Regions from separate parts of the Homo sapiens genome. Here region 2 is linked to region 1. The links are chromatin loops, found by intact Hi-C in ENCODE. Cell type or tissue: PC-3. All regions are shown on one strand. Links, peaks and the distances in the headings refer to the core of each region. The heading gives the core; the rest is flanking DNA.

Evidence for each region. A loop is a pair of places that touch in the nucleus more often than their neighbours do. Peaks named below come from ENCODE experiments on the same cell type or tissue, not always from the same donor. Only the 100,000 strongest peaks of a DNase experiment are listed, where the experiment ranks them.
Region 2: a loop joins it to region 1, with 3 times the contacts of the local background. A loop is called at or near these places in 2 of 110 quality-filtered maps.

The regions. Positions count from the first base shown.
Region 1 is chr12:38,919,716-38,922,650 of GRCh38, reverse strand. No RefSeq gene overlaps it. Among named protein-coding and RNA genes, the nearest start is that of CPNE8-AS1, 15 kb to the right of the region's middle. RefSeq lists a silencer at 1,377-1,466. In PC-3, for the core only: a CTCF peak has its summit at 1,379 (motif pointing left); a DNase peak (open chromatin) is centred at 1,400.
Region 2 is chr12:39,069,470-39,072,404 of GRCh38, reverse strand. No RefSeq gene overlaps it. Among named protein-coding and RNA genes, the nearest start is that of LINC02406, 75 kb to the left of the region's middle. In PC-3, for the core only: no CTCF peak of the experiment used is centred there; a DNase peak (open chromatin) is centred at 1,414; H3K27ac peaks cover 462 bases.

The DNA.
Region 1 (2,935 bases), core at 193-2,692:
ATTCTTCTCTGATTACATTCTTCCTTTGGATATGAGCCTTGCAATTTCCTCCCCATATCTAGATTAAACCACAAAAAACCTTTCTCCAATAACATGTGTGTGTGTATGTATGTATATATAAATGTATATATATACACATATATATGTGTATATATAGAGAGATATATATAATATTATATTTTATAAAAATGTAAAAGACTAATCTAGTATTTGGGGAAGTTATACATATATATATATATATATATATATATATGTGTATCTCTATATATATACATATATGTATATATATGTATAACTTCCCCAAATACTAGATTAGTCTTTTCTTACCTTCAATAGAAGTTTTCTTATATGCTATCTTCTGGGATTTCATGTTGGGCGGGGGTGGGGAGGGGATTCTCTCATTGAAAAAAAAAAATCTCAAGTGGTTTATAAAATCTTATTTTTAATCAAGTTTTTGACTCAGTGTGAGAGAGAAAAAAGCAAAAAGACTACTTAAATAAAACTGGAAAAGACCTTTAACTAAATGCTGTGTACCTGGAAATTTTGAGATGACTAAGTTTAATACAAGTTAAAAGAATTAAACTACTGTATATTTGTTACAAAAAGGATCAAAGAGAATTACCCATTTGGAAAATGATAAATACTTCATGCTTCTTGAAATTAACTTGATTATAACATACATTCATTTAAAAGAAAAAAATAACATTTTAGAGGGGCACTACACACGTGCAAGAGAAAAGAATAGAAAATTTCCAAATTCTGTATGTTTCTTTATATTATAATTTATAGTAATTTAAAGAAATATGTCTACCACTGTCTTTTTTTGTGTTTTTAACTTATTTTTTGTTCTGAAAAATTTAATAATAAAAACTACACCTCTTATCAGAAAAAACTCTCCCACGAACAACATTTTGCACATAATTTTGCGGGATTCATGGGACCTTTGAAGCCCCTTTATTAATCCTTTTTTAGGATCCTTGGTTATCATGTTAAACATCTCTAATCTCCAAAGGAAATCCAATAAATTTTTCAGCCAATTACGATTAAATTTATATTATTATAGTATTGATTTAATTTTTTATTTAAGAATATAAGCTTAACTTATTATAAATAATAATCTTATTCCATTGAGTATCTTAGGAATAGAGTTTGATGAAGCATAATACATTAAAGAATAAATGCCATTAATTCTTTTTAAAACAGGATCCTTCTTCTATTTGATTGAAGTAGTACTCTAAGCAGAAGAAAGGGCAAAGAAATCTTTAGTTAAAACAAAAGTAATACAAAAATTTGAATCTGAGCAGTCACAGCTGTTCACAACAGCTTATTGTAAGAAAGTCAGTTACTGGTTATTTGTACTCCCTAGCAGGTAGGCATGTGCCACCTGCTGGTCAGATAGTTTGAGCTGCGAATATTCTCAGTATGTTACATGCATGAGTCAGGAGCCTGGAGTGTGGATATATTTTTACAAAGCAAAACCTGTTGAGAGTCTATCTATCTATCTATCTATCTATCTATCTATCTACCTATCTATCATCTATCTATCCATCTTCTATCTGTCTTCTATCTACTCTTCCAAAAGGAGGTATTTCTATTGTAGCATAACTCTAAATGCCCATAGATTTAATTTATGAAGCTATGATGTTAGTTACATATTGAACTGAAATCTACTCACTGCACAAACATAAACGTTTGCTTTGATGCTGTTGTTTTCCCTATTTATTGAATCTCCCTTTTCACCAAAGCAGATATATTATTAGAGAATTTTCAATGAAATTATAAAAACAATCCTTGGCGAGGACTTACCTATTTATCTATCTTTCACAGTCTGAGATGGAGATAAACACTAAGTGGCCTGTCAAGACCTCTTATGCTGATGTTTGAAGATGTACGGATAATTACTGGAACTAAACATGTATAAGATAATAAAAGAAGTCTTCATACACTCAAAACTGTTATTATATAATCCATTTTATCAGATAACATTGTAATTGGATTATTAATCAATAATAAAAAGATGATAAGATACTCTTTTGAGAAAAAAGATATACTCCATACAATCAATTGGTTAAAATGAAATTTGTAAAATATTATAAAGCAGCAGTCAAAGTACAGTCAGTCCTCTGTACCTGTGAGTTTCACATCCATGGATTCAACCAATCACAGATCAAGAATATTTTTAAAAGCATTTCATTTATGTACAGACTTTTTCCTTGTCATTATTCCCTAAAAAACACAGCATAGTAACCATTTACATAACATTTACACTGTATTATTATACTAATATAAATAATCTAGAGATGCTTTAAAATATATGGGAGGATGTGCAGAGATTATATGCAAATACCATGCATATTATATCAGAGACTTGAGCATGTTGGTGTCCATATGGGTCCTGGAACCAAGCTCCCATGGATACTGAGAGGCAACTGTACTCTATATCAAAACTTGTGGAATGCAGCTAAAGCAGTACTATAGGGAAATTCATGGCTTTAAGTTCTTGTATTATAATATGAAAAAGATTGTGAAAAACTAAGCATTAAACTTAGCAAGTTGGAAAAAATGAAAACAGAGTAAAGACAAAAGACACATAAGAAAAGAGCAAAATGAAAAGAACAGAAATTAATAAAATAGTAAATAGATAAAATGATACACAATTACAGGCTGTGTCAGCAGAGCTAAATGATTGTGAGCAATTGTAAATGGTATGGACATACAGAGGAGGAACAGATTGGCTATGAGGGAATGGAAGATAAGTGCTATAGTTTGAAGAATTCAACCTTTGGAGTTATTTGATTAGAGCCATTTGCCACTTGCTATAGATATGTGACCTTTAAGTCATGGAGCTTCCCTAAGTCTAAATTTTCTTGTTTGGGATGGGAATAAATAATACCTATTTTAAATAATACTTACTTCACAAGGTTTTGATGAGAAG
Region 2 (2,935 bases), core at 143-2,642, 150 kb before region 1:
GTCTGGTATCTGTTAGCTTTGAGAAAGCATGTATAGACATTTTGGCAGTATTATTATTGGAAGCCTGATAACTGGTATCCACTCCGTAAATGAAGGAAGGCATAGCAAATAGGAAAGAAATAATTATGTTGACTTTTGTGAAATCCATTTGGTAATATTTAGAAGATGATAATGAGTAGACAACTAAGATTGAGGAACCATAAAATATGTGCATGCTGAGAATATTACAAGTGACTAAATAATAAATGTTAGTGCTGCATTTTTAAGGGACAGGTTTTTGTTTTACTCAGGCTGACAAATTTATAGTACTTGTTTTGTATCCACCAGCTATTCCACTTGCAATCTAAGTATTTTGAGAGATACTTTTTTTTTTTTAAGTTCTACAAGTGTCTTGATTGTAATACGTTTTCAGGTTATCTTTTCATTTACCCTGCCCTGCTTTCCTTCTTGGTTCAATTTTAGTCCAGCCAGTTAGTTCAAGTTCATGCTCAGCATCTGTAGCTGCCCAATTACGTAAGGACTGTCACCCTGATCCTGGAGTTTCCCAAGACAGATGTTTGGCCAGGAATTGCCGCTGGTCTCCATCTAAAATGCCAGGCATCCCATGGTGTTTTGAGAAAATTGACTCATGCTCTGTGGCAGCGTCCTCTGAACAAACTGAATGTTATCCAGAGTCAGGAGCAAATGAAGTTTCCTGTACCAACTGTGGATGTCACTGGTGTGTTGCTGACAGTAAGGTTCCATGTTGCTTCTTTTTCTTTTTTTCTTTTTTTTATTTTTATTTATTTATTTATTTTTTATTTTTTTTAAATTTTATTATTATTATACTTTAAGTTTTAAGGTACATGTGCACAACGTGCAGGTTTGTTACATATGTATACATGTGCCATGTTGGTGTGCTGCACCCATTAACTCGTCATTTAGCATTAGGAAACAAGAGGCTGCTTGTGCCATGCGGTTTCCCATTCAGAAACGCATTGATTGCCACCCTCAACCAGGAACCTCTCAAGAAAGCTGTGAAGCTAGAGGCTGCTTCCAGTGTTCCACAACCACTACCGACATTCCTTGGTGGTTTTACCCAGCAGATGGTTCATATGGCTACACCATAAATGATCAACCTGAAAAGACAGATCCAGGATGGAGGTATATATTTTCAAGAACTTTTAATAAGCATTTCTCTCATCTAAAATTTCTGATCTATGCTCGTGGGTTTATTTGGTTCAGGATGACCTGTCATCCTCAGACATTACATTCTAGTTATGTTTGCCATAGCCTGGGAACGCAGAGCCTTCATGGTGAATGAAAAAGCCAAAAATGCATGGCTTTTTGCTTCCTAATCATTGTCAACTCAATTGTTGAAGAGGAGGTTACACTTTTTCTTCTTTCTCAATCAGTTGTGTGGGCCCTGCCAAATAGCCAGAAAGACTCATTATTTTGTGTAGAGAGATGACTCATTGCATACAAGTTGGGCTAAGGTAAACTTCTTGTCGTTTATGGTATCATGTAAACCTTTTGAAAAAAAGCTTTCTCTTTTTGCATATTTTTGTGAAGCATCAGACAGCATTTAATTTTCAGTGAAATGACATAAAAACCTAAGAATGGAAAAGTACCCTTAACAGCAACTATTTTATAACATCTGAAATCATACTCTAAAGTAACCAGAGTACTTATTCTAATCAATAAGTACAAAAATAACTCAATTACAAATATTGTGTTTAACTTCTATAAGAAAAAAGATACTCATTTTTTGTTAAGATTCTCAAGAGAAAAGCCAGATTTAATGTCGAATGCCACTTAAAACATTTGTCCAAGCACTGATATTTGGAGACTAGATTCTCGATTTTGATATGTTGGATATTTTTCTGGGAAATGTATGGAATGTATAAAATTGTGGCATTTACTTAGTTGGAGCTGAGCAGAGTGTTCTGAAAGCTAACTTCAATTTCTGTTTGGAATCTATGAGCTATTTTCTCTTTACATTGCATGACCAGGGCTTGAGAAATGTGTCAAAATCTGTTTATAATTACATTTCTTACTGGGCAGTAACGTAAAATTGAATGATGATGCTTAGGAGAAGGGATTTGGAGGACCATCCTCTTTAAGGACAAAGGCAAAAAATGACTATAGAGACACAAGCAAGAAGCAGAAGAGTAAAATCTGGGCTGAGAGGAGCTGATTTATAATAGGAAAGAACAGGGTAGTCTCAGAAATACAATGAATTCCAAATTGAAAGAAGAAAAGAAAAATATCATTACATTTCATTTTTATTGCTCCTGGACCTTGAAAGTCCTCTGCTTTGAGGAAACCAGCCTATTTTACAGACTTGAAAATAGAACTTGATTGAGCTAACTTATATTATATGCTATTTTCTGTTATTCTAAATTTGCCATTGGTTTGAGTTTTTACAGATTTTAGCAGAGATCATTATGGGAAACATTTTGAATACTGATTAAAATTTGAAGTTAAAAGAAAGATTTCAGGAAAAGTAAGAGCAGTGAACCATAAAACTGAATAAAATAAATAAATATCAGATAAATTAAATCATTAACAAATTAAATTCTGACTGGGAACAGAGGTTAAATGGAACAGAATTGCCTAAGAGGTAGAAGGACTTCGAGCAATTCACAAAGACAGATTGTTAGCGTCTTCCTAGTCTGGGCTGCCTCTGGCTTATTTGTAATGCATACCTAGACTGGCACTTAATTCTGGGCCTGGGAGAGCTCATTATGTCCCAATTTTACCATTGGATCATTTTGCTTACTGATTTTAGACAGCTCCCAAATCGTAATGGATTCTTTGTGAATCAGGTCTTTGGAAAGAATCTTCCAGAGCAAAACAATATGAGGAGCTTTGCCACACTAGACTAAAACTTGTGGCCCTCACTAAGAATTTACCTGAGGAAATGGGCCTCTGTCCTTGAACCTGAAATTGGAAA